Linked DNA regions of Homo sapiens: region 2 is linked to region 1. A link is a loop called in an ENCODE intact Hi-C map of the cell type or tissue named here. Cell type or tissue: endothelial cell of umbilical vein. All regions are shown on one strand. Links, peaks and the distances in the headings refer to the core of each region. The heading gives the core; the rest is flanking DNA.

Region 1 (8,000 bases), core at 1-8,000:
CACTGATGGATGTCTGTTGCACAAATGAACAGTATAGAAGGATTAAAATGATTGAAAACCACTGCTTTAGAATTTTGAAAGCATGAAAACACACCAGTCTTTGCAGGCTTTTCATTCACTCTCAGCCTACATCCTACAAATCCTGTTGACCCCACCTTTAAAATACATCTAGAATCCTACCACGTTAAGCCAGCTGAATCATTGGCGTTTATTTGATTTCAATTATTTGATTATCAGTTACTGCAGATGAGAAATGACAAATTGTAATTTTGGTCAGCTGTCCATTTACCACTCTAGGGCATCATAGGAAAACAGTGCCTTTGTGTGGTTACTTAATTCTTCCAAAGACTAATCCTGTTTTATAGGACTAGAAACTCATTGTCAATAAACCCACAGTGGAAAAATCTTAGGAATACTGATTCACCATAACAAACTTTAGAGGAGACTAATGAAGTTCAGAATTCCATTTGTTTTTATTTATCTAGAATATATTCACATAGGTTGCTCAGTGTCTCATTTCCACTGAAGGAAAGTCCACAGGCTTTGTAGTAAGTAAACCTTACTAGCAAGTAATTACATTACACATTACCACTTAGGATGAGTGATTTCTGCAGTTAATTGCCCTAATTTTGGTGAATTTAATCATCAAGCAGTAACCTTATATATATGTATAATACAAACAGAACTCAAACTCTAAGATAGCAGGTGTACTAGCAAAGTCTTCCAAGAAAAAAAACATCAATTACTTGTCCTTGTCTTCAGGCACAATCATGTGTAAGACATTTGAGAAAAGGCTTTGTTTTCCACATTTTTTTTTTAACTTGTTAGATTCAGGGAAACATGAAAGTTTGTTACATAGGTAAACTCATGTCACATGGGTTTGGTTTACAGATTATTGCATTACCCAGTTATTAAACCCAGTACCCAATAGTTATCTTTTCTGCTCCTCTACCTCCTCCCACTCTCCCCGCTCAAGTAGACCTCAGTGTCTATTGTCCCCTTTTTTGTGTTCATGAGTTCTCACCATTTAGCTCCCGCTTATAAGTGAAAACATGGGGTATTTGGTTTTCTGTTGCTGGGTTAGTTTGCTAAGGATAATAATAGCCTCGCCCTCCATCCGTGTTCCCGCAGAAGACATGATCTTATTATTATGGCTGCATAGTATTCCATGGTGTATATGTACCACATTTTCTTTATCCAATCTGTCACTGATGGGCATTTAGATTGATTCCATTTCTTTGCTATTGTGAATAATGCTACAGTGAACATTCATGTGCATGTATCTTTATGGTAGAATGATTTATATTCCTCTTGGTGTATACCCCATAATAGGATTGCTGGGTCAAATGCCAGTGCTGCTGTTAGCTCTTTGAAGAATCACCATACTGCTTTCCACAATGGTTGAACGAATTTATACTCCCACCAAGTGTATAAGTGTTCCCCTTTTTTTGAACCTCACCAGCATGTCTTCTTTTTTGACTTTTTAATGATAGCCATTCTGACTGGTATGAGATGGTAGTTCATTGTGGTTTTGATTTGCATTTCTCTGCTGATCAGTAATACTGAGCTTTTTTTCTTAAGCTTGTTGGCTGCATATATGTCTTCTTTTGAAAAGCGTCTGTTCATGTCCTTTGCCTGCTTTTTAATAGGGTTTTCTCTTGTAAATTTGTTTAAGTTCCTTATAGAGGCTGGATATTAGACCTTTGTCAGATGCATAGTTTATAAGTATTTTCTCCCATTCCGTAGGTTGTCTGTTTACTCTGTTGATAGTTTCTTTTGCTGTGCAGAAGCTCTTAAGTTTAATTAGATCCCGTTTGTCAATTTTTGCTTTTGTAGCAATTGCTTTTGGTGTCTTTGTCATGAAATCTTTGTGTCCAGGATGGTATTGCCTAGGTTGTCTTCCAGGGTTTTTAAAGTTTGGGGTTTTACATTTAAGTCTTATCCTTGATGTAATGAACATCGATACAAAAATCCTCAACTTGCAAAGCAAATCCAGCAGCACTTCAAAAAGCTAATCCATCATGATCAAGTAGGCTTCATCTGTGGGATGCAAGGTTAGTTTAGCATACACAAATAAATCACATAAACAGAAATAAAGACATAAACTACATGGTTATATCAATGGATGCAGAAAAAGCTTTCAATAAATTCAACATCCCTTCATGTTAAATACTCTCAATAAACTAGGTATTAGAGGAACATGTCTGAAAATAATAAGAGGCATCTGTGACAAACCCACAACCAACATTATACTCAATGGGCAAAAGCTAGAAGCATTCCCCTTGAAAACCAGCACAAGACAAGGATGTCCTCTCTCACCACTCCTAATCAATATAGTACTGGAAGTCCTAGCCAGAGCAGTCAGGCAAGAGAAGGCAATAGGTGACATCCATATAGGAAGAGAAGAAGTGAAACTATTTGTAGATTATATGTTTCTGTATCTAGAAAACCCCATAGTCTCAGCGCAAAAGCTCCTTCAGCTGATAAACAACTTCAGCAAAGTCTCAGGATAAGAAGTTAATGTAAAAAAATCACTAGCATTCCTATACACCAACAGCAGTCAAGCTAGGAGCCAAATCAGGAAGGCGATCCCATTCACAATTGCCACAAAAAGAATAAAATACCTAGGAATACAGCTAACCAGGGAGGTGAAAGATCTCTACAATGAGAAATACAAAACAGTGCTCAAAGAAATCAAGAAGACACAAACAAATGGAAAAACATCCCATGCTTATGGATAGGAAGAATCAATATCATTAAAATGGCCGTACTGCCCAAAGCAATTTACAGATGCAGTGCTACTTCAATCAAACTACCAATGACATTCTTCACAGAACTAAAAAAACACTATTTTAAAATTTGTGTGGAACCAAAGAAGAACCTGAATAGCCACAGCAATCCTAAGCAAAAAGAACAAAGCTGGAGCCATCACATTACCCAGCTTCAAATTATACTACAGGGCTACAGTAGTATATTAAAACAGCGTGGTACTGGTACAAAAACAGGCACATAGACTAATGGAACAGAATAGACAGCCCACAGACGAAGCTGCACACCTATGACCATCTGATCTTGACAAAGCTGTCAAAACAAGCAATGGGGAAAAGGCTCCCTCTTCAATAAATGGTGCTTTGACAACTGGCTAGCCATATGAAGAAGATTGAAGCTGGACCCCTTCCTTACACCATATACAAAAATCAACTCAAGATGTTTTCCAAATTTCTAGGAAGGAGATTCTCTGACATAACTTTATCATTCATTCTAATGTTTATTGCCCATATTGAGGACATTCCTTAATCTAGTAGTGGGTAATGTGGTAGTTAAATCACCTATAACTCCAAATAACTCAGTAAAGGACTTGGGCTTAGGAGTTGCTAAGTATGAGCAATAATCTGGAATCAGCATCATCATAATTCATCATAAGTTTAGAATATCTTAGGGCAAGCCAAGGTTGATGTTAGAATATGTGGTGTTATGGGTCAGGTTGCTTTTCTTATGCATTTTACCCAGTGGAATAAATTTATTTTAAACAGACACTATGGCAGATAGGAATAATGGAGAAAGAAAAAAAATCAAAGCTTCTAATTAAATAAGTTTTATACATTTCCTCAAAAACTTTAGTATTATAATAATGTCAAGAAACATTTAGTTTCACTTATTCAAAAAAATCAACTTTCACACATTTAGAAAGTAATAGCCTGCTTGGAAGTATATCTGTATAACTGTGAAAGACTAAGTCTTATTTCCATGTCGTGATAATGTTGACCATTTGAGATATAGTAATAGACAACCATATAACCTGATTACAAAGACCTAATCTAATTTGACAGATTTGGAATTATAAATTTAATAATTACTTCTAAAATTTTTGCCTCTTCTGTCTCCCTTCACCTTTGAGAAAACAAAATAATTTTGGATTTCTGACTTTTAGCAAGAGAATATCTGATAAATGTGGCTTTATGCGACAGAAGTATAATTCATATTTGCTTAGAAATGTAAAGATGATAGCAATAGAATGAACTCACTAGGAACTGGTAGTTTTATGGTCACATTAGTACCTGTGATGGAGGTAAGAAGGTAATGCAAAAGCTACAGTGTGATTTAAGCACAAATGTAAAGCTAGACAGAGCAGAATGGAAATAGCACTGTGTTGTAAGACTATGATTGTTCTTTTTGTGGGAAGGACGGGGAATTAGTGGGTTATTACTATAATTGCTGTTATTGCTGTTTGATGGTACGACCCTAATAGTTATAACTTTTTTACCATGAGTTAGCAACCCCAAAATGTTCTACAAATAGAACAGAAGATACCTTTTACCATAAGAAGTGTAAATATGTAGTATCAGATTATAATTAAAAATTAATTGAAAAAAATATAGTATCATACTAATGGAAAGAGCTATGTCTGTAAAATAGAAGTTGTTTCATTTTAATAACCTCCTAAAGATATGATTGGCTCTGGATTGATGACTTTTTAGTTTAATTTTACAATGAAAGAACATGGTTGTGCTGATGATCAATATTAACAATATTCTATATGTTTATGAGCAATGATCATTTTAGATTTCACTTTTATTTTTAGCCCCAGGTCTTTAAAACTAACAGAAGTTTCTGATGCCCTTTATTTTTAGAACCATCTCATCTTTTGCTGTGAAATGGGATTTGTTAGTAAGAATAGCCACTCTAACATAAGGCATGGTCTCTGTGCTTATCTAAAAGTAATCCCATTACCTGAGCTGCAATTTTAGTTACTCATGTAAAGATTTTCTTGAAGTAGACTTTAATGTGCAATGTACTTTTAATTCTTTCAAGTAAAAAATTTTAGATTCACACTAGATGGAGCTCTTTAGCTAATTCCAGGATTATTTTTCAAAAGTTTATTCCCATTGAATGACCTGGTAAATATAATAACCCTAACAATTTCAACCTACAGCATTTTTCAGAATGGTGGCAATGACTAAGATTCCTATTTTATACCTTAGTTTATGTTTTAGATGGTGTGTAAGGATGAGGAGAGGGGTCATATATGAGATTACAGTCATATGCGACTTCGAAAACTAGATTTACCTTGATATTTTAGAAATGTTTAACTTAATAACAAGAAAAACTCTGTGACTGCACATACAGAAAAGTATCTGCTGATCATATATCGTTTGTGTTCTGTTTGTAGGCTAGAGAATGTGTTACCAATTTGTATAAATTCAGCATTGTTTATCCTTTTTTCTTTTCAGATTGTTCCTCATGTGGTTAATTTGGTTCATTCTTTCAAAAATGATGGTCTGCCTTCAAGTACAGCCTTCTTAGTACAATTAACAGAATTGATACACTGTATGATGTATCATTATTCTGGATTTCCAGATCTCTATGAACCTATTCTGGAGGCAATAAAGGTATGATGATAGTTGTACCAATATTTGTGGAGTTGTGTTATATTAATAAGGTGAAACATTCTTATAACCAGCTACTCAATTTACTATTTTATGGTAATATGCTTTTTATTTGAAAAATGCAGTTAGAATCAGGTTTCATTTAGGGAGTAACAGCTTTCTTGCTGGAGTCACCATTCTAAATTAATAACCATATTTCTTTATTTCTGCAGTGTCATCAATTATAAGGCATATCTTTAAATTTATAATAGCTTTTTGGGAAATTTGTTTAAAAAGAAATGCTACGTTAAGTTAATGCATACATCAGATTTGCACCCCAATATTAGAAGTGTTAAAGTATATGTAGAGTACATCTTAGAATACAGGAAATGGAGTTTAATAAAATATTTGACTTTGATTTCTTCCCCTTTTTAATCTTTTTTTTTTTTTTCTTCTTGAGACCAAGTCTCGCTCTGTCACCTAGGCTGGAGTGCAGTGGTACCATTTCTGCTCACTGCAACCTTCACCTCCTGGATTCAAGCGATTCTTCCGCCTCAGCCTCCTGAATAGCTGGGACTACAGGCACCTGCCACCATGCCCGGCTAATTTGTATTTTTAGTAGAGACAGGGTTTTACCATGTTGGCCAGGCTGGTCTGAAACTCCTGACCTCAAGTAATCTGCCTGCCTTGGCCTTCCAAAGTCCTGGGATTACAGGCGTGAGCCACTGCACCTGGCCTCTTTTTTAATTCTATTTTTGCTGTGGACTGTTCATCAATGTTTCGAATCTTTACTTGAATTATTTGTGGAGTTATACTGTGTTTCAATTTTATATGGAAATGGTTCTAAAAAGCACTTTTTTTTTTTTTTGGACAGTCTTGCTCTGTTGCCCAGGCTGAAGTGCAATGGCATGATCACGGCTCACTGCAGCCTCTACATCTTGAGCTCAAGTGACCCTCCTGCCTCAGCCTCCCAAGTAGCTGGGACTCCAGGTGCACACCACCACGCCAGGCTAACTTTTTATTTTTTGTAGAGTCGGGGCCTCACTATGTTGCTCAGGCTGGTCTTGAATTCCTAGGCTCAAGTGATCCTCATCCTCCCAAAGTGCTGGGATTACAGGCATGAGCCACTGTGCCTAGCCTAAAAAGCACTTCTGTTTGTGTTGAAGACTGGATCACAATAAACATACTTTCCTCTCAGTAAACTTACTGCATAATCAGTGTATAGCAAAAGAATAGGAGAACTGAACTCAGCCAAACTCAATCAGAAATTATTAGAAATCAATTCTATTGATGGTTTTTTTGAGATCTGAATTTCAACATAAAGGTCTTATTATCTTTACTTCTGTATCTGAGGTGGATTAAAAACAGTTCTTTTTACTGTATCATTAACTAAATCAAACTTATTTTGGTTGAGCTCAGAACACAAAGACTGTTAAGCAATTAATGTATATTGCTGGGGTGACACTTTGACACTTCAGAAGTAGATTATGTTCAGGAGCATTGTGAAGTGGATTTGATGGTAATATTAATCTCTTTCTACATTGTCCCTGGATCCATAGATGATAGTTGCTGCACTTGTTAATTGATTGCCATTGTTTAGTTCATCAGAGTTTTTCATGTTGAAAATTCTGATAACTCATATAGGCTCAGAAGAAACAATGGGCTCGCTCTAAGCCCAAAGAAAGCACTTTTTCTTAGCTGTCAACAACAACAAAAATGAGAAGATTGAAACTCCTTCAGAAAATGTTTGTTTGTTAAGGTCTAAGTGCCAGATGCTAATAGCAATCCAGATAAGCCCTAATGATTTTACCAACTTCCCTTACTCTCCAGTGCTCTATTCATGCTTGAAATAATTTACACTTGAAATGTTATCTCATACTTCACAAAGTTGATAAGAAAAATCCATATGTTGTAATAATTTTCTATATGGGTAACATGAGATTAAGTTTTATTTTTCTTAAAGGTCATTGTGCATAGATGCTTTCATTTCTCATTTCTTAATTACTTTGGGATTTTATTTCTAAGGGTTAATACTGAGTAAATATTAGTATTTAATGAAAAGGAGACATTTTTATTACAAAATTTGAAAACAAATTGTTTACTTATGTTTAACTGTGTGCTAAAATTTAAGTCTTCATTCTACTGCCTTTGAATAGCACTGCAGTGTATTCTCTGACCCCAAAGTTTTATTTTATAAACATTTTGCTGGCATATAGAGAACATAAAGAGTTCAAATGTGACTTGAATTTCCAGCTTTTGAGTATTCCTTAACTTGATAAAATCTGTTATTAGACAATATTTATTTTTGCCATACAGTGAAATTTGATATTTTCATGACTAGCCAAGTACTGCCAGTTACTTCAAAACTAAGTGGGGGAAAAGAAAGTTCAAATGTCGGTGTAAGAATCTTCTTAATGGTGTTAATTAATTTAACAACAAAAATAATTTTTACTTTACTTTTAAACTGTTTTTCTTCTTTATGACCTATAGGATTTTCCTAAGCCCAGTGAAGAGAAGATTAAGTTAATTCTCAATCAAAGTGCCTGGACTTCTCAATCCAATTCTTTGGCGTCTTGCTTGTCTAGACTTTCTGGAAAATCTGAAACTGGGAAAACTGGTCTTATTAACCTAGGA
Region 2 (16,860 bases), core at 5,497-13,496, 330 kb after region 1:
TGGAATCATACAGCATGTAGTCTTTTGTGTTTGGCTTCTTTCACTTTGCATAGTGCTTTTGAAACTCATCCATGTTGCATTTATCTGTAGTTCTCTTTTTTTTTTTGCTGAGTTCATTGTATGGAGGCATGCTGAAACTTTGATTTCTGAAGTTTTAATTGATACTCTGATAAAATGTATCTTAAATTTTTTTTTTTCAGCAAACTGACCGGGCAAATAGATTCGAGTATTTATTAAAGCAGACAGAACTTTTTGCACATTTCATTCAACCTGCTGCTCAGAAGACTCCAACTTCACCTTTGAAGATGAAACCAGGGCGCCCACGAATAAAAAAAGATGAGAAGCAGAACTTACTATCCGTTGGCGAGTGAGTAATAGTTTAAACTTCATAGTTCAACCAAACTTATTTTCGATAGTCTTCAGTGGAAGCATAAAATCACTATGATAAATAACTTAAAATTATTTTAGTGCCATTATTTATTTGGCCCTGTTTGGCTTGGCATGATTTAGCCATAAATGTATAAGTATATAAAAATACGCATAATGGTTAGAGCACAGTGGCTCTTGCCTGTAATCGCAGCATTTTGGGACGCCAAGGTGGGAGGATTGCTTGAGTCCGGGAGTATGAGAGCAGCCTGGGCAACGTAGGGAGATCCCATCTCTACAAAAAAAAAAAAAAAAAAAAAAAAGAATAAAACTGCATAACGCCTTATTTTTTGTAGCATTATATAGTTTATGAATTGTAACAATCATGTTGAGTATGGAATTTAGATGTCACGTCATTCCTCAGAGAGGAAACAAATGCAGAGGTTAAGTGGCTTGTTTAACATCACATTGAAGAATGATCCAGACTTGAATTTGAATCTGACTTGGGTGTGCTCTAGGCTCCTCCATCACATACAGATGTTGACAGTATTTTATCTAAAGTGTGGTGTGTGGGATATTGTGATGACTTACATCACGGCAGCCTGTTTAAAATTTTTATTGCATACTTAGTTGTTTTTATATAAATTGAAGTGTCACGTTGTATGCCGTCCTTTGGTGGTGGTTGAAAATAATTCTTACATGTTGAATTTGGAAATTCTCTAGAATTTTCATTCTGGTTGGATAAATAAGATGTTTAATTAGTAATAGTAGATTTAGGGCAGTCTTGGCTCCCTGAAATGGCTTTGTGTAATTCCCAAAGTGAAAACTGTGATTAGTAATTAAAATACAAAAGATTGTTTAAAAGAAGAAGTATCAACAAGGTTAAATTCACTACACAGTTTGTTGAAAGAGGGAAGTATGATCTTCATCTTGAAGGGGTTATCGTTGTAAGCATAATACCTTTTATTTGGGGTATTCCACTCATTCATTATATCTTATTTCTCATCCATTGTGACCAAAGCACTATTTTAATACTTACGAAACTTTGAAGGGACAATTTTGCCCTTCAGCTGTATTTAAAATATTTCAGACTTCAGAAGTTTGCATTAGTGTCATGGCATGAAACTGGAAACTACTGTACTGAATATTGTTATGGGATAGTCAGTATGATGTCTCGAAAAGAAACACTTCTTTTATTCTTTTCTATTTTATTATTATCCTAATTTATCTTTTTTATAAGATAAAAAAGATTCTATTGGAAATAGTAATAATAAATTGTTAGGCTTAATGTATTAAATAGTGTTATTAGGGAAAAAAGTCCTAGTTAACAGATTTCTTTACTCCTCAAACCATCTTAAATGGGAAGCTAATTTACCTAAAGTAATGAGGGTCATAGTATTGTCTTTGGGTATCAGGAATACATTTTTTTAAATCTTTTTTTGTTTGTTTGTTTTTATTGAGACAGAGTCTTGCTCTGTGGCCCAGGCTGGAGTGCGTGCAGTGGTGTGATCTCGGTTCACTGCAAGTTGTGCCTCTGGGGTTCAAGCGATTCTTGGACCTCAGCTGGGATTACAGGCTCACGCCACCACGCCCAGCTCATTTTTGTATTTTTGGTAGAGATGGGGTTTCACCATGTTGGCCAGGCTAGTCTCGAACTTCTGACCTCAAGTGATCCACCCACCTCTGCCTCCTAAAGTGTTGGGATTACAGGCGTGAGCCACTGTGCCTGGCCAGGAATACGTTTTTTTTTTAAGTCATTCACGATTATATTCAATTTTTAACAATAAATGACATCTCAGCTTTTAAGTTTTACAACTGTAATAATCAAACATTTTGAGAGTAACTATAAAGGATATTTTATAAAAAGAATTTAAAATTATCTCCCAGTTTATGGAGAATAAATAGGGGATGGAAGTAGATCTTTGTACTCAATTTCATAGGCTCAGAATGCAGAGAAGTACAAGGAATAACAGACTAGGATGTACTGATTATGATTAGAAGCATATATAACAAACAAGAAGGCCCTTGAATTTCTGAGGAATGCTTCTATCTTGGAAGGCCGCTTATCCTTTTAGCAAGCATGTGGTTTTGGTAGAAATGAAGTTACAAATTAGATTCAGCGGTCTCAACAGAGGCATAACGTGCCTTTTTCTAAATAAGATGAAAATATTTGTTGAAAGTGTCAGAATTGGGGAGTAAGTATTAATAGTTTTACTGAACCAAGCCCTTTAGAGATTAATTGGCAGTATTAAAACTTTAGAAAATCAGTTTTTAAGGGGGTAGTATATCTGATTCTCTTAGGATGTAGAATTTAGATGTGTATTTAAAAATTTTTTTGATGAATCCGTGGTCACTGCTTAAATTTCTGAGTCCTTATGCTGCAGCTTTTGCTCGAAGTTACAATTTTAAACATGTGGTTTCTGGAACTTTTTTTTCCTTGGCAAAAAGATTTTTAAAAAGGTACACTTTAAAATTCAAATAATGAGATTTTCTGACTACATAGTTCTTGAAATTTGACTATCATATTTGAGTTTATTGGGTTCTGGTTAATGTATCGTACTGGTGTATTTTAATAACTAATGTATATTTTAAATAATTATTTAAAACATTGCAGATTTAAATGTACTCATATTTTCTACTGTCCACTGGTTGATGCCTGTTAAAAATTTAATTTTGTGGAATCTTGGTCAGCCACTTGACTATGATGTTTAAACAGTAGCTGATAATTAAAGCCAAAACTCAAATCAGGTTATTTTATTTTCATCTTAACAGTTACCGACACCGTAGAACAGAGCAAGAGGAGGATGAAGAGCTATTAACAGAAAGCTCCAAAGCAACCAATGTTTGCACTCGATTTGAAGACTCTCCATCGTGTATGTTAAACACACTTGATTTTTTTAAAAAATTGCCCTTTGAGATCTCCTTTGGTTAATGTTTTGGATTTGTGTTGGCTACTATTTGTGAAGCAAATTTTTAGTAGTCTTAGATGTTTATTGGTTATGAAATAAACTTCAGATTTTGATGGAGATGAGAGCATATTACAGGATAGTAGTGCTGTATTTCAAAGTTATATAAAATGTCATTGTGTTTGTTATTGCCCTGAAGTATATGTAAATCTAAGGATCGTTTTGCTTTATATTTGTCCCACATAAGAAAACTAATTTATTTTAAAAAAGGTACTTCATGAACACATTTGCTTACTTCTGATGTTTTTATATTAATTTAATTTTTTGTGAAATGTATTTGTTTATTGGTTAGCTTTTTATCCTCAAGTGTTTTTCAAAAGGAGATGGAGGGCTACACTGTGTACATATTAAAAAAGAAAAATCAGGTGACCGTTATGTATATTTGGTAATTATTCTGGGGAGCAAAATAAGTAGTATACCCTGAAAGAGAGTGCATTGGAATGTATAAGATATATTGGACAAGTAACTTAGGAATTTCCTATTTCTTTTTTTTTTTTTTTTACTAGAAAGAAAATAAAATCCCCAGATAACCTGTATCTGGTCTTTATGAAAGCTGAAAATACTTGGTTAGGAACACTTGGTTTTTCATTAAAAAGACGAGAGGCCAAAGAGTCTCTCAGACCAGTATATGGGTAACGTAAGAACTGAGTTGTTGGAGTGGGTACTCTGATGCCCGCAGTCATGTTTCCCGCACTTGATTATCTTCCATGTCCAGCTTTTCCACTTCAGACCATGGCAGCTACCTCTAGTATTTTGGAACTTGCAGAGTTCCTATTCAAGAATCCGTTAGTAATGAAAATAAAGTCAGTAGATATGTGTAGGCTTAGATGAAGAGATTGCCTTGTATTTCTTGTCTTAAAATGCCTATTGTGCTTTTCTTTTGTTCTTAGATGTAAAATGGGGTAAACTGAGAGATTATCAGGTCCGAGGATTAAACTGGCTCATTTCTTTGTATGAGAATGGCATCAATGGTATCCTTGCAGATGAAATGGTATGTGTTGGTAGTTTTTTTTGAAGGGTATGTTTTGTATTGAAAATATCTTATACGTTGATAAAAGTTTCTTACAGTCTACAACTGTTAGCAAATGGATCCTCTCAGAAACTAGTATAAGCAGCTTGCCTTAGTTGCATAAGTGTGATCTGTATTTTAATTGTGAGAAATTTCCATCGCTGAAAATATGATAAATTTAAAAAGAATACATTTGAGAAACATGTTTTTGGATGACTTTTATAGTACAATGATTTATTTGCTTCCAGTTTTGTAAAACAAAAGTGAGGTCATTAATTGTTTATAATTGATAAATGTTTTTTCCAGGTGGTAGCTTGTACAATTCTTAGAAAACATTTATCTTTTGTTAACTACTAGTTATGTAATGAATGTTTAAAAAAGTTTCCTTATTGCTATAATGCTAAAACGTTTAATTGGTTGGAGAAAGTATGAAGTCAAAAGAAATGTGTTTCAATGCTAGCTCTGCTAGATGACTTTGGGAATGTCACTTAAACGGGGCCTTATGCGGGTGATAATAATACCTCCTTTAGAGACTTGTGAAAATTATATGACATAACACTTACAAACTTTGATATATGTTAAGTTTTTGCCATTTATTAACTGTTATAAATATGTAGCATTTCTTTTGAACATTTCTATATGTTGGGAGGTATAATTGTGAAATAATATTTTCATTTTTCACTGCTTCATGGTTATTTTGAAATCTTTCAGGGCCTAGGAAAGACTCTTCAAACAATTTCTCTTCTTGGGTACATGAAACATTATAGAAACATTCCTGGGCCTCATATGGTTTTGGTTCCTAAGTCTACATTACACAACTGGATGAGTGAATTCAAGAGATGGGTACCAACACTTAGATCTGTTTGTTTGATAGGAGATAAAGAACAAAGAGTAAGTTTCTAGTATTTCATTACATTTTTGAGGCTAAAATAATTTGAATTCAGGCTTGGGTATGGGTATAGCTGGAAGAAGGATAAATGAGACGGGATCTTCGCAAATATTAGTATTTACAAATGTAGCATTGTCTTGGTGGATAAAAAACAGCACTTTGGGAGGCCGAGGCGGGTGGATCATGAGGTCAGGAGATCGAGACCATCCTGGCTAACACAGTGAAACCCCGTTTCTACTAAAAACTCAAAAAATTAGCTGGGTGTGGTGGCACGCATGGCCTGTAGTCCCAGCTACTTGGTAGGCTGAGGCAGGAGAATCGCTGGAATCTGGGAGGTGGAGGTTGCAGTGAGCCGAGATGGCGCCACTGCACTCCAGCCTGGGCAACAAAGCAAGACCATCTTAAAAAAAAAAAATCATACTGGGAAGAAGACATTAGAAATGGTAGAAAGCTGTAAGACTGTAGTTTGTTTCTCTCCCTTTTGGGAGTGGTTGTATAAAATCATTGGTTGTGCTCTCATTAGAAGTTATTTTCTTGTTTTTAAAAGATATTTTGAAATGTGAGTTGGTTGGAAATTTAAGGAGCCACATTTTTAGATGAATGTGTGTAGTGGTAATAGTCACAGAATTAGAGTTTTTAAAGACGGGTTGAGTCATATATAGTAATTTGGTGATTTATTATGATATTTAACAAAATAAGTTAAAATTTCGATCAGTTGACAACATCCTTGTGGGAAGAAGAGATGGAAATAATGACATTAGTATATAAAGCTCAGATTTGGAAATTTATTCAGACTCTACTGAATAGCTGTGTACTTGTTTTTTATTTCCTCTTCATTTACCTGTGAGTGATAAGTCTATATTTTTCTCTCCCTTTCTAGTTATGTTGGATATTTTAAGTTATCAATTTTTGTTTGTTTGTTTGGGAGCCCAAAGAGTGGTAATTACTTAACCAGTCTTTGCTTCAGTTTCCTTACCTTTAAAATAATACTATTAGGAATGTGTTAATACATTTATAAACCTGAAAGGAATGCAGATGCCTACTACTGCTAACTATCTTTCCACCCTCTTCCTTTCTTTATGTTAAAACCTCCCTCTTTTTTGTCTAAACCTGCCTCCTAAGAATTTCCCGATCTAGTGGAATTGCAGAAAGACATTTTAAGTGTCTATTGAATTTTTCACTGGTTAACTTTGTCAGTTTTTTAAAACTTAATGGTTCTGACATTTAAATGATTAATGACGTTACTTTAGTCTTAGGAAAGCTGGTTCTAAACGTTTGCATAATATAGCTAGCTACTCTACTCCTTTTTAGTATTCCCACCTCTTTTTATATACTAGATTACTTGTCATCAGTAAATGTAATGCGTAGTTTATTTCTACGTGATGTAATTTTTTTCTCTTGTTACACAGGCTGCTTTTGTCAGAGACGTTTTATTACCGGGAGAATGGGATGTATGTGTAACATCTTATGAAATGCTTATTAAAGAGAAGTCTGTGTTCAAAAAATTTAATTGGAGATACTTAGTAATAGATGAAGCTCACAGGATCAAAAATGAAAAATCTAAGGTAATTTGATACTTAGATGTGAAAAGCCTTCATGTAAGAATTTGATTAAAGTACAGATTTTTTTTTCTTTTAACTTTAAGTTATGAGATACATGTGCAGAACGTGCAGGTTTGTTAACATAGGTATGCATGTGCCATGGTGGTTTGCTGCACCCCATCATCTAGGTTTTAAGCCCCGCATGCATTAGGTATTTGTCCTAATGCTCTCCCTCTGCTTTCTCCCCACTCCCCGACAGGTCCTGGCATGTGGTGTTCCCCTCCCTGTGTCCATGTGTTCTCATTGTTCAACTCCCACTTATGAGTGAGAACATGTAGTGTTTGGTTTTCTGTTCCTGTGTTAGTTTACTGAGAATGATGGCTTCCAGCTTCATCCATGTCCTTGCAGAGGATATAAACTCATTCTCTTTTATGGCTGCGTACTATTCGCTGATGTATATGTGCCATATTTTCTTTAACCGGTCTATCATTGTTGGGCATTTGTGTTGGTTCCAGGTCTTTGCTGTTGTAGATAATGCAATATGCAGAATATTCTAATGGTGTATTTGGTTCTTTTCTTTCAGTTGTCAGAAATAGTGAGGGAATTCAAGACTACAAATAGACTATTATTAACTGGAACACCTCTTCAGAACAACTTGCATGAGCTGTGGTCACTTCTTAACTTTCTGTTGCCAGATGTGTTTAATTCAGCAGATGTAAGTATTTCCTGGTGCTTTCTGGTTAATAATAATATTTTGCTTAATGCTATATATTTTTGTAATAAAAGTGGCCTGCCTTTTAGCATGGCTTGAGGTTATTATTAATTTTTTATGCTTTTATTTACATAGTTAGCCTGGTGTTATCTCCTAGGTTGTCTCTGTATAATGGGAATTTACTTTTGTGCCTTTGGTTTCAATCTTATTTCATTATTATTATTATTATTTTATTTTTTTTGAGACGTAGTCTCACTCTGTCACCTATGCTGAAGTGCAGTGGTGTGATCTTGGCTCACTGCAGCCTCCACCTCCGGAATTCAGGTGATTCTTGTGCCTCAGCCTTCCGAATAGCTGAGATCACAGGTGTGTGCCACCATGCCCGGCTAGTTTCTGTGTTTTTTGTAGAGATGAGGTTTTGCCATGTTGTCCAGGCTGGTCTCAAGCTCCTGGCCTCAAGCGATCTGCCTGCCTCAGCCTCCCAAAGTGCTGGGATTACAGGCACGAGCCACCACACCAGGCCTCAGTCTTCTTTAAATCATTGTTTTCTCTATCTGAAATGGCATAAATTGTCACTCCTATTTGGTAAGTCAGGTTGGCCTGACTTTGTTTCAGTGGCTCTAGGTTGACTGGTTATGTTTTTAAGGTGCTGCTCAAGGTATTCCTGAAGTGATTTGTATACCTCACATTGCTTATGTTTTAAGTCCCAAGGATGACTGTCAAATTTAGTGAAATCTGTCTGGCTTTTCTTATATTATAGTCTAACAAACAAATAGAACCTAATCTTTATGGATTATTTATAGTCATAGAAAGGATAGTAATGGTTAATTAGCTATTTGAACTGTTAATAGTAATATAATAACTATGTCAAGAGTTTGTGCTATTAGAAATTGCAGTTTTTTTTGCCTGGACCAGTGTTTATTTTTGAAGCTTTGTTTGCATAGCTGGCGTCTTATGTGTATTGGAGGGATTTGAAGAGCTCCATGTTAGTATATTTTTGTACAATTAAGTTATAAAAAGGTATTAATTAATTTTGTTTTTTTTCTGTTGAAGATTGTTTTGAAAGAATAGATTGTGTTGTAAAAAGATATTTAATCAGACTCCAAAAGCAATTTTAGCTTCGATTTTATGTATTTTGATGTTTTTGAGATAATTCCTGTTTCTCACTACATTGACACTTTCATTTACTTTAAAGCAGTGAATTCTAAGATTATGTTTACTCAAAAACAAAGCACATATATAATACATATGTTCAAGAGATGAGGTTAGGGAAACTGCCCTTGTTGAAATCGTAACCAAATATTAATGAAATGCTGGTAATTTCAATTTCATTTAGTAAGTTTGATTAAAATTGACATTGTTCGTAAACTTGTATTTGAGTAGTGCGAATGGTCTCAGAGAACAAACTATAAAATGTTTTAATTTTCAAGCTTTTATGAAACTTGAAAGATACTTTACAAGAATATTAATTTTCTAATCCTATAGAACTTGCTCTCCAACTTTTTACTGTGAAACTTGTTATTTTGATGTTTTTGAGAAGAATGTTTAGAAGGTAGTGTGATTTCTGAACTACTTGTTTTAAAATTAGTAACAATGACACATGAAAACCAGGATTGGACTAAGTGATTTTTTTTTGTGGGTTACAATTCAAATTACTAATTCTAGAAATCATTTCTATATCTGGTATTATAGGGTATTTGTTAATATTATCTCTGATCTGAGTATATTTTTTGTTTGTTTATCTAGGACTTTGATTCCTGGTTTGATACAAACAACTGCCTTGGGGATCAAAAACTAGTTGAGAGGCTTCATATGGTAAGTATTTTGGAGTAGTGTTAAAGCATATTTATGATGGGAAAAAGGATAAAGGTTTAAATTAGTAGATTATTTTCCTGTTAATAAAAAACACAATGGCTTAAGAATCAGATCTGCTTGAATTCTGACACTTAACTCTTACATCTTACAATCAGTGTAGGGGGTGATGTGTGGTTGTTTCAGTGTTAGAACCTAGAATGGAATCCTGACTTAAGGGAGAAAGTATTCTCTTACAGTTATACAAAATACAGTGGGGGGAAGAAGAATTGCATAATAATTAATATAGACAAGTTTTTGTTGTTGTTTTTGAGACAGTCTCACTTTGTCGTCCAGGCTGGAGTGCAGTGGCATGATCTTGGCTCACTGAAACCTCTGCCTCCCAGGCTCAAGCAGTCTCTCCCCATTCAGCGTCTAGAGTAGCTGGGGCTACAGGCTCTGGCCACCATGCCCAGCTAATTTTTGTATTTTTTGTAGAGATAGTGTTTCACCATGTTGCCCAGGCTAATCTCGAACTTCTGAACTCAAGTTATCAACCTGCCTGCCTTGGCCTCCCAGAGTGTTGGGATTACAGGCATGAGCCACCACGCCCGGCCTTAATAGACAAGTTTTTAAAGCTTAGTTCAATTTACATTCCATGGAAGAATCTAACAGGTTCACTTTTGAAAGGGCTAAAGATCCATCTGTTTTTTCTTAAATCTAGCTACATTGTGTATAAACAACTGCTAATATTGCATTATGAGCACAGTTGGTATGTTTTTGCTTGCTGTATAGCTTTGTTTCTACATACAGCTTCCTGTGACGGTTCACAAGTAAAAGTTGGTAGGTAGAGAAACTTCTCTAACAGACACCAGATTAAAATACCCTGCTAAGCAGGTTAAAGCAGGAGCTTGTAAGAATGTTATATAAAGCCCTTAATGACCTAACTCAGGAATTCTCAGCCTCTTTTGACATTTTGGTCTGGGTATATCTGAGAGGGGTAAGGAGAGAGGGGAGAACGTGATTGTCCTGTGTATTGTAGCATGTTTAATAGCATCCCTGATACTTTTACTCACTAGATGGCAGTAGTAACATTCCTCCAGTTGTGACAACCAAAAATTTCTCTAGACATTGCAGATGTCCCCTGGGGAACAAAATTGTGCCCCTCCATGACCTAACCTTTTTAACATTCTTTGGCATCTGTTTTACTTCTTCATATATTGAGCTTTAATTTGATAGATTGCTGACCCCACTGTCAGTTTTCTGTAAACATTGTGGTAATTCTAATCTATTTTTGCTTATCATTTTTGCTACACCTAGAATCCTTTTTCCTGGTCTCTTTACTAATACCTAGTCCAAGACTCAGCGACATCACCTCCACTGAACCAGCCAGGCTGAGGCTGGCCTAGGTGCCCTTCTGTGTATTCCATCTTTAACAATCTGAGCATCCTAATATTATAGGACTTTGCAGAGGATATTGAGATGATTCACAAGTGTTTTCCATACTGGATTGTAAGCACAAAGGCAGGAAGCACAGATTTATTTGTCTTTGTATACCTGGCACAATGCCTAGTTAGAGTGGATATTTGAACAGGGAAAAAAATTTAAGTTCATGATTGTTCAAATATTTCATTATAAAGTACTTTAAAATTCTTAAATATTGAGAGTTTTGTTAAATATTTGAAGGTAGTAATTTCCTAGCTACCTTTGTTTCAATTCAGATGGCATTCATGCATCTAAGCACTCTCTTTGTATTTACTTAGACCAAGGATTGTGGAGTGTATATGTAATCTTGGGGGTAGAAAAGGAGGCAGAAGAACATGATTTTTTTTCATGCATTTTTTTCCCCTTATTCCTCTGCTCTTGGCTTTCCTTTAGTAAATACGTAGGTACATCTAGGTAAAGCAAATGAACAACCCATTCAGCAGTATCAACCAGATTTGGTAACTCTGTTTTGTTCACAGGGTATTTTGAAAATGCTTATGAAGTCAGGGAGAAGAGGTCTTGTAGCTACCTCTCTACTTTCTCCTGCTCTTTACTTTGAAGTTTCTACAGTAGCACCTGTGGTCTTATAATGAAAGGAGGGTTTAGAAGTCGGTATGGATGCGCTTAGGAATGAGATAACTCTTATTTGATGTATTAGTTATCTAATGCTGCAAAAGAACCCCTTATTCCCTCCACCCCCCAAAAACACCTTAACCCCCCTTTAGGGGTTACTAAGACCCCCTTATTTCCCCCACCTCCAAAACACTTCATAGTTTATATTTTATTAACAACCCCAGAATTTATGGGTTGACTGGATGGTTTCTTTGTGGATTACACTTGGGGTTATCCAGTTACATTTATTTAGCTGGACAATGCTAGAAGAGAACCGGTGGGGCTAAAGGTCTTCACTTACACATCTGGCAGTTGCTGCCGCCTGTTGACTAGGGCTGAACTAGCTTTTCTACGTGGTGATGTTAGAGAGGTGTTGCTGGTATTTTTCCCACTAATGTCTAATTTGGTTTGTGATATAGTCACTATTTTTAAAAACCAGTGTAAATAGAACAGAGGTACAAAAAAGGGTATCTTTAGTTGTGTAGTTAATTTTAAAACTTACTGTTCTATGAAAATGAGTGAACTACTACTACATATAACATGGAAATGTCTCATTGTTTAATAAAAGAAACCAGATATAAATGGGTGCATATTGAGTGAGTCCATGTATATAAAGTTAAAAATGATAGGCAAAATTAATTTATGGTGTCTAAAAATAAGAATATTGCTTACCCTTGGGAAGGAAAAGAGGGGATAGTGATTGGAAGGGACACAAAAATGATTTCTAGAGTGTTCTATTTGGGTAATAACATGGGTACTTTTACAGTACTTGAATAAAATTTCTAGAACTGTACACTCATGATTTATTGAAGTGTGTACTTTTATATTCTTTCCCTAAGTTAGTACATTAAGTTTAAAGACTAACCATAAGGAGATCTTAATGAGACCCTTGTCCATTCTTTTTTTTTTTTTTTTTTTTTTTTTTTGAGATGGAGTCTAGCTCTGTCGCCCAGGATGGAGTGCAGTGGCGCCATCTTGGCTCACTGCAAGCTCCGCCTCCCGGGTTCACACCATTCTCCTGTCTCAGCCTCCCAAGTAGCTGGGACTACAGGTACCTGCCACCTCGCCTGGCTAATTTTTTGTATTTTTAATAGAGACGGGGTTTCACCATGTTAGCCAGGATGGTCTCGATTTCCTGACCTTGTGATCTGCCTGCCTCGGCCTCCCGACCCTTGCCCATTCTTAGGCACTGTTAGACAGTCTGCATGCAAGTAACTAGTTTTAGACCTGAAAGGCAGCAAATTGTTGAAAACATTTTAAAAATTTACTATTGTTTTTAGTATTTTATGGTAGTATAACAAGTATATACTCAAACATATACAGGCACATCTCATTACCCTTTGCAGTGCTTCACAGATACTGCATTTTTAAGAAACATTTATTTTGCGAAACAAATAGATGGTTTGTGGCAACCCTGTGTCAAGGAAGTCTATCAATAAACACCGTTTTCCCAACGGCATGTGTTTACTCTGTTTTTAAAGCAGTAATGTATTGCTTTAAATAATGTATCACATTTTTAAAGCAATAATGTACTTTTAAAATAAGGTGTGTACGTTGTTTTTTTTTTAGACATAATGCTATTGCACACTTAATAGTGTAAATGTAACTCTTAGATGCACTGGGAAATGTGACTTGCTTTATTGAGGTAGTCTGGAACTGAGCCTACAATATCTCTGAGGTATGCCTTTATTGAATAAGTAATGGTCTTGTATTACTACCCTTCAGGAACCCAGTAGTAATAAATTATATACAGTTAGCCCTTCATATCCATAGGTTCCACATCCATAGATTCAATCAACTATGGATTGGAAATATTTGTCCCCAAAAAAGATAAAAATAAAATAGATGGTTCCATCTGTGTTAAATATACCGACCTTTTCCTTGTCATTATTCCCTAAACGGTATAGTGTAACAACTATTAACATAGCATTTACATTCCATTAACTATTATTATAAGTAATCTAGAGATGATTTAAAGTATATGGGAGGATGTTTGTAGGTTATATGCAAATACTACATTTTTTATAATGGACTCGAGCATTTGTGGATTTTGGTATTCAAAGGGAAGGGGACAGGAACTAGTCTCCCACAGATACTGAGATATGACTGTATTTGCAGGGAGAAGTCCTAAGAAATCACTTGATACTCACGCAGAGAAATTTCTTTTTCATGTATTTTATATACAATTCTAAGATGCTGAAATATGACCTTATGTGTAATATTGGTATTACCTGTTTATTTTTGTCCTTTTTAAGGTTTTGCGTCCATTCCTCCTTCGTCGAATTAAGGCTGATGTTGAAAAGAGTTTGCCTCCAAAGAAGGAAGTAAAAATCTATGTGGGCCTCAGCAAAATGCAAAGGGAATGGTATGTATTCTCAGATGTACTTGATAGCACTATTGATTCTTCCCTAAATTTCATGTGTATTTTGTTTTCCTAATTTGTGTCTTCATGGAATTCCAATTTGCTGGATTGAACTCAACCTGAAAAGAGTTTTCTTGTCACGTAGTATAGGACTTGCTCATTAAGTTCGTTATAGAAAGTTTTGAACCTGTTAGATGACAGAATCAGGATGGAAGGCTTATGAATCCAAAATTAAAATTGGGATTTAATTAAACGGGGTTCATATGAAACCATCTACTTGGGATTTTTAAAAAGGAAACTGTGATAGCACAGTGTGGGAGATATATGGTTCACTTATAGTTCATAAATACTGGGTCAGTGTAAAGTAGCTGCAGAAAAAGATACTGTTGGCCTTAATGTAAATGTAGTGTTCAAAGGAGAGGAAATAAATATAGCTACCCTTTTCTTTACTGGTCTCATCATATTTCATGTATATTTAACTGCATACTTAAATTTTGATAAGTATTTGCAAGAGGCCAGAGTTGTTTGGTTAAAGGACTTAATATCATATAGAGAACTGGGCATGTTATCTGGGTAAGAGGTTATCTGTAGAAGGTGGTTGGTCCTAAATGTCCTCAAAAACTTCTGAAAGGGTAGCAGATATTAGGCTTACCTTGGATGGCTCTAAAACAGAACTAAGATGAGTCAATGCTAAGGAAAGACAAATCTTTTTTAGTTAAACATTTGAGTGAACTTTATATCAGAATTGAGATGGAAAGGTCTGCCTTGTTGTTTAAGCATAGATTGCCTAGGCTACTTACTTTGTTCAAAGGATCCAAGGCTCTAAAACTTTGATGCTTAGACAAATTACTCATTCTTTCATAACAATGTCTACATCCTTAGTATATGTTCAAGGCTTTTTATAATCTGGCCTTAGCTTATGGCTGTAGCTTCACAGTCCTGCCTCACAGACATACCTCCCTCCCCCATGTATTTATACGTATGTTTAAGTCACGTTGTATTCATATTATTCTCATCATCATGCCTTACCATTTCATTATTCTTCCTGTCTTCTCAGATGTTAGGGTTCTTACCTAAATGCTACACTAGCTATGGGGTATATAGTAATCGAATAGTGGCACTTTCTGTTGCAAAAAAACTGCAAACTAAAATTATGTTTAAAACTTACATTTTTTAAGTTTTGCTTTATTACTTAAAAATATTATGTCTTACTGCTGTAATTCTACCCAAGGGAACTGTTTTTGTACTTTAAAAATAATATCCTCAAGGCCCAAGGCGTAAGTATGAACATTATAATGCTATGGACAGTAAAGAAAAATGGAAGCAAAAAGAGGTTACAGATGTTAAATTCCTAACCATACCTAGAAGTTGATGAGTAGTTTCTTACAGATATTTGGGGGTTCATGTGGGGAAGGGGATTAAGTATGTAAAGTGGCAGGGATTGATCAAGGAACATTTGAGCTCTAAAAATGTTTTTCTTCTTTGAATAGGTATACTCGGATATTAATGAAGGATATAGATATACTCAACTCAGCAGGCAAGATGGACAAAATGAGGTTATTGAACATCCTAATGCAGTTGAGAAAATGTTGTAATCATCCATATCTCTTTGATGGAGCAGAACCTGGTCCACCTTATACAACAGATATGCATCTAGTAACCAACAGTGGCAAAATGGTGGTTTTAGACAAGCTGCTCCCTAAGTTAAAAGAACAAGGTATCGGTTACCCGTATCAAATTATCAAAACTGTTTTAAAATGCTCATGTTAAAACAAAGGAGCACTGTACTTTGAAATGACTGCTCTGATGCTTTCCAAGGTTGACGTGTAGAACATTAAAAAAACCTGTTCATTATCTGAGCTCTAACCCCCACTCCTGATTTTAGGCCTTAAGTCTCTTAGAAGGTAAGCAATAGTTAGAGCAACCATACTCCCTTGATTTTGGGAAGAGTTCATACTTTATATATACTTTCCTAGAAATTATAGCTTTCTGTCATAAAATGTGAAGAATGCATCTCCCTCCCACACATGGTTACCAGATCCATTGTTAGACAGTGGTGGTGTGTTCATGATATTGTTTTTTAATTATTTATGTGGAGTTTTAATTTAATAAGGTACCATGTACATGGACCTGAAACATTTTTATTTGTAGTATGCTGACTTTTTTTATGAAAATGGGTATGTCTGTGTTGTGTGTTTGGGTATATTTAAATTACACGAATGCAGAAAGAACTTAGAAGCCAGCTTCTGATTTTAACTAATAAAAACGTTTTTAGTCTGCTATACCCTTCCTCCTCCCAGATTATTCGAAGCAAACGCCAGACACTATAGCCTTTCATAAATTATTACATATCTCTTAAAGATACGAAATATCACTGCTATAGTATTAAGTGTGCAGATTCAAGTTTGTGTTTCTCTCTATATTTTAATAAGAATGACATTTGGACCAGTAGGTGAATCTCCTCTATGATACTATCAAAAGCATGTTGTAAGAGTTGTCAGTGAATGGGTTTACTTTTTCCTTTTCATACCTTTTTGTAGAGATAGATTTTTAAAAAATGCTTTCCTTGAAAGCAAAGTAATTAAAGGAGTTAAATTGGTGGGGAGGAGTGGCAGGAACGTGGTGGGAATACTCAGATATTAATGAAAGGTATATTAAACTCTGCAGGGAAAATGGAGACTATTAAGTAGTCTCATGTCCCAGCACTTTTTGGAAGGCTGAGGTGGGCAGATCACCTAAGGTCAAGAGTTTGAGACCAGCCTGGCCAACATGGTGAAACCCTGTCTCTATCAAAAATACAAAAAAAGTTAGCTGGGCATGGTGGCATGCACCTGTAGTCCCAGTTATTTGGAAGGCTGAGGCAGAAGAATCACTTGAACCTGGGAGGCAGAGGTTGCAGTGAACTGAGATGGCGCCGCTGCACTCCAGCCTGGGTGTCAGAGCAAGACTCCATCTCAAAAAAAAAAAAAAAAAAAAATTCTTATGCATTTGAGGTGCAGGAACGTGTGACAACAGCAGATTGTCAGCCTCTGCTTCTAGGACAGGATCATTTCATAATCATTACTTTTCAAAATGATCCTTTGTCTTGATATATTCTACTGAAGGTATTATGTAGCTGCCTAAAGAA

Evidence for each region. Hi-C counts contacts between places; a loop is a spot of excess contacts. Peaks named below come from ENCODE experiments on the same cell type or tissue, not always from the same donor. Only the 100,000 strongest peaks of a DNase experiment are listed, where the experiment ranks them.
Region 2: it touches region 1 in a loop (4-fold over the local background); 3 of 110 quality-filtered maps call a loop at or near these places.

Annotation. Positions count from the first base shown.
Region 1 is chr4:143,198,177-143,206,176 of GRCh38, forward strand. It overlaps USP38 (ubiquitin specific peptidase 38), which reads left to right. Exons shown (of 10, transcript NM_032557.6): 5 at 5,232-5,390; 6 at 7,857-8,000. Among named protein-coding and RNA genes, the nearest start is that of USP38, 17 kb to the left of the region's middle. In endothelial cell of umbilical vein, for the core only: no CTCF peak of the experiment used is centred there; a DNase peak (open chromatin) is centred at 4,855.
Region 2 is chr4:143,521,229-143,538,088 of GRCh38, forward strand. SMARCA5 (SNF2 related chromatin remodeling ATPase 5) reads left to right here. Exons shown (of 24, transcript NM_003601.4): 3 at 201-367; 4 at 3,139-3,239; 5 at 4,223-4,323; 6 at 5,053-5,232; 7 at 6,640-6,795; 8 at 7,355-7,486; 9 at 9,230-9,298; 10 at 13,627-13,736; 11 at 15,224-15,450. Among named protein-coding and RNA genes, the nearest start is that of SMARCA5-AS1, 15 kb to the left of the region's middle. In endothelial cell of umbilical vein, for the core only: CTCF peaks have their summits at 10,357 (motif pointing right) and 10,560; DNase peaks (open chromatin) are centred at 10,343 and 10,823; H3K27ac peaks cover 1,530 bases.